3 separate regions of the Homo sapiens genome follow, and all the other regions are linked to region 2. A link is a contact called in ENCODE Hi-C or POLR2A ChIA-PET data. All regions are on one chromosome and are shown on one strand. Each heading gives the region's core, a stretch centred on a gene start or an enhancer-like site at or near the end of the contact. The rest is flanking DNA. Distances are from core to core; before and after follow the strand shown.

The links. A loop is a pair of places that touch in the nucleus more often than their neighbours do. ChIA-PET counts read pairs that join two places held with the same protein, here RNA polymerase II (POLR2A). Pooled maps may share reads with other maps.
Region 1: a loop to region 2 is called in a pooled map, with 11 times the contacts of the local background. The contact joins the enhancer-like site here to the promoter of ORC4 in region 2. A Hi-C loop is called at or near these places in 1 of 37 single-sample maps with no recorded cell type and 5 of 50 pooled maps. POLR2A ChIA-PET finds 5 or more read pairs at or near these places in 1 of 52 experiments (WTC11).
Region 3: a loop to region 2 is called in a map of naive thymus-derived CD4-positive, alpha-beta T cell, with 12 times the contacts of the local background. The contact joins the enhancer-like site here to the promoter of ORC4 in region 2. A Hi-C loop is called at or near these places in 2 of 168 maps with a recorded cell type or tissue (both naive thymus-derived CD4-positive, alpha-beta T cell), 2 of 37 single-sample maps with no recorded cell type and 10 of 50 pooled maps. POLR2A ChIA-PET finds 5 or more read pairs at or near these places in 1 of 52 experiments (activated CD4-positive, alpha-beta T cell).

The regions. Positions count from the first base shown.
Region 1 is chr2:147,180,761-147,184,412 of GRCh38, reverse strand. No RefSeq gene overlaps it. Among named protein-coding and RNA genes, the nearest start is that of LINC01911, 340 kb to the right of the region's middle. RefSeq lists enhancers at 2,573-2,632, 2,663-2,712. Within about 2 kb of position 2,077, at least 2 of the 41 ENCODE cell types and tissues checked have a DNase peak (open chromatin) inside an H3K27ac peak, as active enhancers do.
Region 2 is chr2:148,018,859-148,022,213 of GRCh38, reverse strand. It overlaps ORC4 (origin recognition complex subunit 4), which reads left to right and starts at 1,477. Exons shown (of 14, transcript NM_181741.4): 1 at 1,477-1,581. It overlaps MBD5 (methyl-CpG binding domain protein 5), which reads right to left and starts at 1,123. Exons shown (of 14, transcript NM_001378120.1): 1 at 530-1,123. RefSeq lists enhancers at 956-1,055, 1,235-1,832 and a silencer at 1,406-1,565.
Region 3 is chr2:147,296,096-147,299,572 of GRCh38, reverse strand. No RefSeq gene overlaps it. Among named protein-coding and RNA genes, the nearest start is that of LINC01911, 460 kb to the right of the region's middle. RefSeq lists an enhancer at 1,790-1,899. Within about 2 kb of position 1,617, at least 2 of the 41 ENCODE cell types and tissues checked have a DNase peak (open chromatin) inside an H3K27ac peak, as active enhancers do.

The sequences.
Region 1 (3,652 bases), core at 828-3,327, 840 kb after region 2:
CAGTTTTTCCTTTCCATATTTAGTACTTTCTTCAGGAGTTCTTGTAAGGCAGGCCTGGTGGTGACCAAATCTCTTAGCATTTGCTTGTCTGTAAGGGATTTTATTTCTCCTTTGCTTAGTTTGGCTGGATATGAAATTCTGGGTTGAAAATTCTTTTCTTTAACAACATTGAATATTGGCCCCTACTGTCTTCTGGCTTGTAGGGTTTCTGCAGAGAGATCCTCTGTTAGTCTGATGGGCTTTCCTTTGTGGATAACCTGGGCTTTCTCTCTGGCTGCCCTTAACATTTTTTCCTTCATTTGAACCTTGGTGAATCTGATGGTTATGTGCTTGGTATTGCTCCTCTTGAGGAGCAGCTTTGTGGTGTTCTCTGTATTTCTTGAATTTGAATGTTGGCCTGTCTTGCTGGGCTGGGGAAGTTCTCCTGGATAATATCCTGAAGCGTATTTTCCACCTTGGTTCCATTCTCCCCATCACTTTCAGGTATACCAATCAAACATAAGTTTGGTCTTTTCACATAGTTCCAAATTTCTTGATAGCTTTGTTCATTCCTTTTCATTCTATTTTCTCTAATGTTGTCTTCACCCTTTATTTCCTTAAGTTGATCTTCAATCTCTGATAGCCTTTCTTCCGCTTGACTGATTCCGGCTATTGATACTTGTGTATGCTTCACGAGGTTCTCTTGCTGTGTTTTTCAGTTCCATCAGGTCATTTATGTTCTTCTCTGAGCTGGTTATTCTAGTTAGTTCCTGTAACCTTTTATCAAGGTTCTTAGCTTCCTTGCCTTGGGTTAGAACGTGGTCCTTTAGCTTGGAGGAGTTTGTTATTACGCACCTTCTGAAGCTACTTCTGTCAATTCATCAAACTCATTCTCCTTCCAGTTTTGTTCCCTTGCTGGCAAGGAGTTGTGATCCTTTGGAGGAGAAGAGGCATTCTGGTTTTGGGAATTTTCAGCCTTTTTGCTCTGTTTTTTCCTCATCTTCATGGATTTCTCTACCTTTGGTCTTTGCTATTGGTGACCTTCGGATGGGGTTTTTGTGTGGTCATCCTTTTTTTTGATATTGATGCTATTGGTTTCTGTTTGTTAGTTTTCCTTCTAACAGTCAGGCCCCTCTTCTGTAGGTCTGCTGGAGTTTGCTGGAGGTCCACTCCAGACCTTGTTTGCCTGGGTATCACTAGCAGAGGCTAAAGAACAGAAAAGATTGCTGCCTGCTCCTTCCTCTGGAAGCTTCATCCCAGAGGGGCACCCACCAGATGCCAGCCAGAGCTCTCCTGCATGAGGTGTCTGTTAACTCAGAGCTGGCAGGCAGAACTGTTTAAGTCTGCAGAAGCTGCCCCCAGAGCTACCCCTTCCCCCAGGTGCTCTGTCCCAGGGAGATGGGAGTTTTATCTATAAGCCCCTGACTGGGGCTGCTGCCTTTCTTTCAAAGATGCCCTGCCCAGAGAGGAGGAATCTAGAGAGGCAGTCTGGCTACAGTGGCTTTGCAACACTGTGGTGGGTTCTGCCTGGTCCAAACTTCCCAGCAGCTTTGTTTACACTGTGAAGGGAAAACTGCCTACTCAAGCCTCAGTAATGGTGAACACCCTTCCCCCGACCAAGCTCAGGCATCCCAGGTTGGCTTCAGACTGCTGAACTGGCAGTGAGAATTTCAATACGGTGGATCTTAACTTGTTGGGCTCCATTGGGGTGGGATCAGCTGAGCAAGACCACTTGGCTCCCTGGCTTCAGCCCTCTTTCCAGGGGAGTGAATGGTTCTGTCTTGCTCGCATTCCAGGCCCCACTGGGGTGCAAAAAAAAAATTTCTGCAACTAGCTCACTGTCTGCTCAAATGGCCACCCTGTTTTGTGCCTGAAACCCAGGGCCCTGGTGGTGTAGGCACCTGAGGGAATTTCCTGGTCTGTGGGTTGCAAAAAAAAGCATAGTATCTGGGCCAGAGTGCACCATTCATCATGGCACAGTTCCTCACGGCTTCCCTTGGCTAGGGGAGGGAGTTCCCCAACCTCTTGCACTTCCTGGGTGAGGCAATGACTCACCCTGCTTCTGCTTGCCCTCTGTGGGCTGCACCCACTGTCTAACCAGTCCCAATGAGATGAACCGGGTACCTAGGTTGGAAATGCAGAAATCACCCGCCTTTTGCATTGGTCTTGCTGGGAGCTGCAGACCAGAGCTCTTCCTGTTTGGCCATCTTGCCTGGGAATCCTTTTTACCTGTTTTAATGCAGTTCTATTGGCTTAGTGCTAGCCTGGACTGCCACAACCTCTTACCTGGTTTCTTGTTTTCTCACAAAGGCAATTTGGTCTACTGACAACAATATACTTATTATTGTTAAGTCAGTGTTTTCAGGGGGAAAGGGGGCCGAGGGCCTCCTATTCTTCTATCTTGTTGACATTGGTTTTCCTAAGTTTTGTGGTTTTAATCTTCCCTAGTCCATTAGCTCTCTCCTCAGTATCATGGTAATCTTAAAAACCAACAGCCTTGCAATCACTATAGTCATGAAAAACAGCAACCTAATAGTCATGGGAAAGGACAGAATGAGTCTGGGCTACCCAAAGTTTTCATTCCCAGATAATTTTCATTATTTGACATGTAGGGGAGTTCCCTGGAAACCACCACTTGCAGAATTTGTCTTTATTTGCATTGCTTCAGGGCTTACTCAATCAGACAGCTTTTCCTCAGGAGCATTTTATCAATAAAATCAATGTCAATTGTTTAACATGTAAGCTGCAGAAGGTGGCAATAATAGTTGGGACAAACAGGAAGCAGATCAAAAAACATAAAAGAAAAGGCTGGGGAATGAGATGCCCATAGGAGGCTTTGAGAAACTAGAACACGTTTCTGAGAACTTAGAAGGAAACATACAGGTGTAGGCTTGTGCACATGTCCAGGAAAGCCCCTATTCTCTTACATCTGGTTGATGTTGAGGCTTTGTATAAATAGGAAGTGAAGACTAAGGAAGATGTATAAACTATCTGCTGGAACACTGAAGTTGCCTCAACACAAACACGAAGAGCTCTTCAGTAAAGATTGGGAGACTTACTGGTTTAAGTCATTTAAGAATCTTTCTATTCAATCACAGCAGATCATTAAGCTATGAAAGAGACTTCAGTGGCCACATACAATAAAGGTTATAGACTTTAAGTAATTAGTTCAATAATGTCATTTAGCAAACAAACATCAGCAACAGCAGCATAAAAAACAATAATTGCAGCAACAACAAACTGTATCAATACAAAAATCCTGGATGACTTGGCTGAATTTCCAGAGCTGGTATGTTATTACTGAGATAGCCAAATATAAAGGGGTCCCCGGAGACCCTCCAACCAGCCTGTGCTCTGGGAGGAGTGCAGACTGGGGTGGAGTCTCAGCAAGTTTGCACCATTTGCAGGGTGGAGAAGCCTAGCCCCTCCTGTTTCTCGATGGTAACATGGGATTCAATCTGTGAGATGGGGACCTGGTAACAGGACCCTCTCTCACTTTGCTGACTTTTTTTTTCCTTTCTGCCCAATAAGTTCCATTTTTCTCACCCTTTTATGTGTCTATGAGCCTGGTCATGTGACAAGGAACCCGTTTTTAGCTGAACTAAGGAGAAAGTTCTACAACATTACTATTTATAATGTCCAATTTTCAAAAAAAAAAAAAATCTGAAGCATA
Region 2 (3,355 bases), core at 228-2,727:
CCAACACTGAAGTCAATATCCAAATCTCATACAGGACCAAAAAGGGGAAAACACTCAGGTCTACAAATGGATAAGCAGTTCCAATACAATCCAGATCCCGACATTTTCCCACTCAGAAACAAATGCAGTGGAGCTTTTCCTGGAGAAAAAGAGCTCTCCAATGAATTTTTTTTAAGTGACATCTAGAAAGTGTGCCTCTTTCTGTCTCTTTCCCTGGCGCCTCATTGGAGGAAGGAGGGGGTTGTTTTTGTATTCTCCCCCACTGGAGCAAGACACAATCAGATGTTAGATGGAGGAGAGAAACCACTTTTGACAACAGCAAATAAAAATAAAAGTGCCCTTCCTCCCCTGACAGGATGGGCACCCCACCTCACACACCCCTCCCTACTCCAACCCCTCCTTCACCCCCCCCAGCACCACCCCCTCCTCACCCCGGAGCTCCACTGCGTATGTGGTTTGGTGCTACTGTTGCCCCGGAGTGAAAGTCAGAGCCAGAGGAAGGCAATGAAGCCCCCACAGACACACTTACCTTTCCTGCCCCCCACTTTTGAGTGCCTTCCCTGGAGCTGTGGAGGATGACACAAAGGGTAATAAAGGGGGGGAGTGGAGGAGGAGGAGGCGAAGGAGGAGGAGGAGAGCTGGGGAAGTGGCTGCTCCTGGGTGTAGTGAGATGTCTCCAGCCAGGGCCAAGCAGCAGCAGTAGCAGCAGCAGCAGTAGCAGCAGCAGCAGCAACAGCAGCAGCAGCAGCAACAGCAGCAGCAAAGGGTCTGTGTTGCTAAGAGGCTTTTGGTTTCTTTCTCTCCTCCTCTCACGGCCAAAGAGGAGGAGGGTGGAGGGAGGGAGGCGAGTTGGAGGGGTGAGGGGGTAGGAGTCGTGGATGGGGGTTTTCGAAGAAGAAGAAACTCCTTCTCCTCTCTCAGGCTCAATCCCCCTCTCAGGGCTCAGGGCTGGAGGGTGGGGGAAGGAACTCAGCCGCCTTCCCCCCACCCCCCTGAATTCAAGGTTGAAGTGGGGTAGAATTAGTGTCCTGTCCCTTTAAAAATAGAAATAAAAGGTGCCCCCCCTCTGCCACTGCCTCTCTCTTCATCATCAGCTGCTGCTGCTGCTGGGGTCTCTCTGCTTGGGGGGGAGGGGGGGTTCGGGTAGAAGAGACGGGAGGCACTCACTGCGCATGTCCCTCTCTGACGGGTGGCTGGTTGGTTGAAGGCAGGAGGAGGGGGAGGGGAGGAAATGAGCTATTTTCCCAGAAGGCGTCGAGGCGCTAGCGACCCGGAAGACATTGTAGCGGGAGGTACAGGAGCGGGGGCGGGGAGGAGGAGGAAGTCGCTACGCTTTTAACACCCCCAGCTCCCTCCTCCTTCCTAAGGGAAAGTGGAGGAACGGAAGTGGGCGTGGACGGAGACGAAAGGAGGTCACGTGTTTGGGCGGGAGAGGGGCGGGGTGGGAGAGGTAGTGCGTGCGCGGGGCATGCCGGGAGTGGTTGTGTACGGTCCGCAGCGGCAGGTGAAGTCTAGCAGAGGACGCGGCCAGGCGATTCGGTGAAGCGATTCCTGCAGGCGTTGGTTCCCCTCTTTGACCTGGTAAATGCAGGCTTTTATGCGAGAGGTAATGGTGGGGGTAAACTTGCTGCAAACGAAGGCCAGGGGCGTCGGTGGCGCAAGGTGAATCGAAAGTGGGAGGATGGAAGGCTGTGGAGATTGGGAATTGGGAAGGGGGCAGGCTTGTATAGGCCGGGAAGGCCAGGACCAGGCGAGCTCCGTCTTGTGGCCACTCCCGCCCCGTGAGCTTGCCGAGGAATCCTTGACAAGTGCAGGGATCCTGAGTCTACCTCTGCATCGGGGTAGTAGGTGAGGAGCGTGACGGTCCGAGTGTAAGAGAGAAGGGAACTGTGAAGCCTCAGCAATTGACCCTCATGACTGCAGGACGGAGGACTTCTATCTAGGGACAGAGACAAGTCCTCTGTATGCATTTTGACCAGATGCATCACACGCGTTGCTCATATTGGATATTGCGCCCTTCATGCCTTACCTCTCAACCCTCCCTGGTATTCTGGAGTGGCTTTGGGGAAGGAGCAGGCAGGGAAGTCTTGAGTGGAGCTTCCCTCCATGTCTTGCGTTGTTGCTACAACACAAAGCCTTTGCTTTTTCTCGGAGAGGGATGTGGGATTGTGTAGTCCTTAATGTTGAGTTCTACGATTGATGAAGGAGAAGGGACGTGATCAAAGTTTCCCCTTATAGTGTAGATGAGAGTTTTAAAAGGACTGTTTTGTCAAGTTTCTTTGGTTACTATTCTTAGTTTTTGAGCCTTTGGTTTCCCAAATGCCAGCTGTTTTTGCTGAAAATAATGAATTTCTATCATAAAATTAGAATTAACTCAAAATATTTAAGAAAGGATTTATAAATTTACATTAGTAAAGCTTTTATAGTGAAACAGTGCTGGTTCTTTTTCATTGTTTTCATACAATCAATATAAAGCATCACAGTCTCAATATGTTTTGTAAAGATATTTTGAAGGAATATCATCTTTGTATGTTTTTTAAAAACCAAGAATCTAAAATTCTTCGTATTTATTATGTTGGTACTTAATTCTGTTGGGTGGGTTCTTTTTGTTTGTTTTTTGTTTTGAGACGGAGTCTCGCTCTGTCTCCCAGACGAGTGCAGTGGCGCGATCTCGGCTCACTGCAACCTCTGTCTCCTGGGTTCAAGCAGTTCTCCTGCCTCACCCTCCCGAGTAGCTGAAACTACAGGCATGTGCCACCACGCCTGGCTAATTTTTTTGTGTTTTCAGTAGGGACGGGGTTTCACCATGTTGGTCAGGCTGGTCTCGATCTCTTGACCTCAAATGATCCTCCCGCCTCGGCCTCCCAAAGTGCTGGGATTACAGGCGTGAGCCACCGCGCCCGGCCGGTGTAGGTTCTTTAGGTGTACACTATCAGTTAAAGTTACTAATTTTCCACGTTTTGCTTTCTGTAAGTTTGGGCAGTGGACCCCGTTTATGCATCATTGCTTAGCCCTTAGTATCTTCTGTATTGTGTACGGTAATCATGTCCGATGGAATCAAAACTAGACTCCTGTGCTTTAAAATTTTCTTTGTAGTGTAACCAATTGTCTGTCTTTATAGTGTAACCAATTGTCTGCCACTTTGTAATGAAAAAAAAAAATACCAGCAAGGCAGTTAATGTGCCTTAGCTACAATTTTAAATATTTTGTGTCTTTTTCCATACATTTAGTATTTAAGCATACAAACATCGATACATAGTATAATGAAAAACTATAAAGTGTGAACTCTATGTAAGCGCTGCCACAGTCAAGAACTAGAACGTCTGTGGCACCTGAGAAGCTCCCCTCTCCATTC
Region 3 (3,477 bases), core at 368-2,867, 720 kb after region 2:
GGCTCTAAGGCAAACTAGATGAGTAATTATTCATAAGTTCATTTTCTGTAAAATGTGACCAAGTACCCTGAGTTGCTAAAAAAAAAAAAAAAAAAAAAGCAAATGTTATAATAAACACTAAAGTACACTCTGAAGAAGCTCTACAGAGGAGGAGCTTGTCTTCCCTTTGTTTTGACATCTCCTTACATTCTTTTACTCTCCTAATCTCTTTCATTTCTGTTTCCCTTTTTTGGTCTCTCAAACCTCTGCCAGTTCTTCCAATCATGAGCCAAGAAGTAAACTTAGCAAAATATATTCTTCCATCATCACTGCCTCTCAACTGCCTGAAAGGGTCAAAAGTGATATGACAACAATGTGCTTTTGAACCTGCAAAGTTCTTTAAATAAAAGGCAAAATCCTAATATAATCCTACAGCATTGACATAGGAGAAAATTACTATAATTATGCAAATTAAAATAAGTCAACAAGTTTCAGAACACAATGCACGATAAGTAATGTTTTTAAAAATAACAGTAACTGAGCCTGGTCATTTGCACTTAATAATAGGCTCAGGAGGGAGCCTAGTGTCTGAGAAGAAACAGCCGTGGTAATAGATATATTGTGGTTTTGATAGGTTCTCTCCTGTAGTTTTATTTCTGTATTTGCTTTAGATTATAGAAAGCTCCCAGAGTGCCCTGCTATTGAAATTCCCATCATTCCCAGGGCTTTAATTAAGTCATTGGATTTGACAGAACTTGAATTGAGGAGGCCTACCACTATGTCAGTTTATGCCAGGGTGATATTATCAGGGCCCTGGCAACTATGTGCTCAGGCTTTAACTTACGTATGGAGCTGTCTCGCTGTGAAACATAAGGCACACATGCCTCCATGTGATTTTAAAAGGCATTGAATATGGTCTACTATGGCAGTAAGGTCTTCAAAAAATCCAGAAGACAGGATGATACAAAGTGGATATTTTGGCATCATGGAGCAATGAGCTTTGAAATCAGAAGCACCCAGCCTTAAATCTCATACCTACCATTCATTAGTGGGGTCATCTCAGGAAGTGATCCAAATTTTCAGAGCCATGAATTTCTGTTTTGAAAAATGAGAATAATCCCAGCTATCATGGGAGTAATGTGAAAGTTAAATGTTAAAAGGTCAATAAGCCCTGAGCCTAGCAGGTATGTGGTAGGAGTTTAATAAATATTATTTCCTTTTTATTCACCTAATTTGAAATTAATCATTGCTTGTAGGAGTAGTCTTCCATTTCTTTCCACCTGTGAATCTTTGAGATATAGGTGTTATTTCTTGGTTTTAGAACAAATTTGGCCCTGAGAGCCCAAGGTCAAGGTTGGCTAGGGTTGTAACCATTTTCATTTAATTTTAGAAACAAATAAAATGCCATTTGCAGCATGTTGGCATTGTGGCTTCCCTCTCATGGCTCCATCCATCCCACATATACCTCGCTGAATAACAGGTGTCAGTGTTTTACCCCAGCAAAGCTGGAAGCAGCTGTAGCAACGTGCTAGTAGAATGGCAAATGTTGATCATGTATAGTGATTTGCGGTTTTTCTCTTTCTTTATGAAGCCTCTTGATGCAAACCAGCACCCATTTCCAGAGAAACAGGAAACACACCCATTTCACAATGAGTAATAGAACTTACTTTAGTCCAAACCAAATCTAAGACTAAAGTTTGGGTATACAGAAAGTGTTTGATTTAGCACATGTTGTTCACAGCACAAGCACTTTAAGATCAAAAGTTTCATTTCTTTCATATGTGTTACTTTTTTCTATGCAAGCACAAGACTTTTCCATGTGTTTCATTATTGTTCGGGGAAAAAAAATTAACATGCTGGATCAATGGAAACATTTGTCTACTAATAAGAAAATTAGAAAAGGAGTGAATAGGTCAGGCCTAGTTGGGCTATACACCCTCTACAAAGCCAGCAGACAAAGTTGCTCCCTTTCAGCCCCTAAGAAGAGTATCCAACCTTGTTGAACATTAAGCTTCTTCCTAGTATTTATTCATCTGGATAGAGGTACAATATCCTGACAGGTTAGAGCCAGTCCTGGCCAAAATTGGGATATAGAAAAGCTTGATCCTCTCAGGGTACTTTTCTCACATTGTGGCTTTCCTTTCTTTTTCCTGGCTACCCGGTCATGGAATTCTCTCCTTAGCAGGACCTGGACTCCTATTTTTCCTCTATCTTCCTCCTCTTATAAAAGTCTGATATCCGTCGTCATCAATGTTAATGACTGCCAAACTTCTTCTAGAGATATTTATATATGAACAGAGATAATTCTTTGAACATATTTCCTAAAGTTGGATCTTAAGTAACAAATATATGTGAATAAAATGTTTTTGGGCAGAGACCCACCCTTTCTCCATTATTCAAATTATATCACATGAAATAATAAGATGCCACAGAAAAATGGGGACAGGAGCTAGTTCTTTTATGAACTTGCACTTAAATTGCGTCATGTTAAACTATGATGTATGTTCAGTTAAAAGATCATTAAAGTAGATCCTAAAGTGCATGATGTATTAGCTTATGGTAGAACAACACTCCCACTGAGAACAATAGAAAAATGGGACAAAATATAAAAAGGATGTATTTGAAGAATTTGGTGAACAGTTGAGGTAACTTAGGGGCCAAGTTACTAGAAAAGAAGGTAATTATTGAGAGATGAGTTGATATTTTGTGAGCTGCTTTCCTTCCAGAGATATTTATCATTCTTGGCCAGTGGAGAGAGTCTAAAAATCCTAGAGGGGTTTGCAGCTAAGAGGCAGAGAAGCCAGCAGAACTTCTGATAAATCCACAATGCAAAGAAAACAATTAAAGCTCAGGGTTATGAAGGCTCCTAGGACTTGAGAGACCAAGATGCTGGAGAGAGGGGAGATGCTCGAGGGGCCAAGATGCTAGAGATACCCAACCTTTACAGATCTTCCCTTGAGTTTTTGTGGAATTCTTAAGTTGGGCAGAGGAGGAAGTTAAGAAGCAAACCAGAAAGTCACACTCTGACAAGCGAGTGGGGCATCTTTGGGCACTCTCATGGAGATAAAGAGACAAATAATTGGAGTCATGACCTATTAAGCAGAAAGAGCTTACCAGTCTCTCAGTAAGGACTCCTGGAGGGTTCACATCGGAGGGGTGATCCAGAGTTGGATGAAGGTTTACCAAAATGTAGCCTAGCCATGATCTACTTAAGTCTCTACTGGATTGTGGTGATCTGTCCCCAGCTCCTAATGGGAATTTCAAAATGCATACAATCGTTTCTTTATGGAAAAAAATTTACCAGTTGCTTTTGATTTTTAGTAAAACAAGAACGTTTGGCTTAAATGGTAAGAGAAATTATTTTTATTGGCATAAAGATGAATCTTTATATTTACAGGGTCTTAAAGCTTAACCTACACCCTTCAAGAGCCTTTTAGTGTTGGGGAATGATGACGTGCTGGTCTGAGCTGGTCTGAAGGCAGTAGGATAAACTTGTTC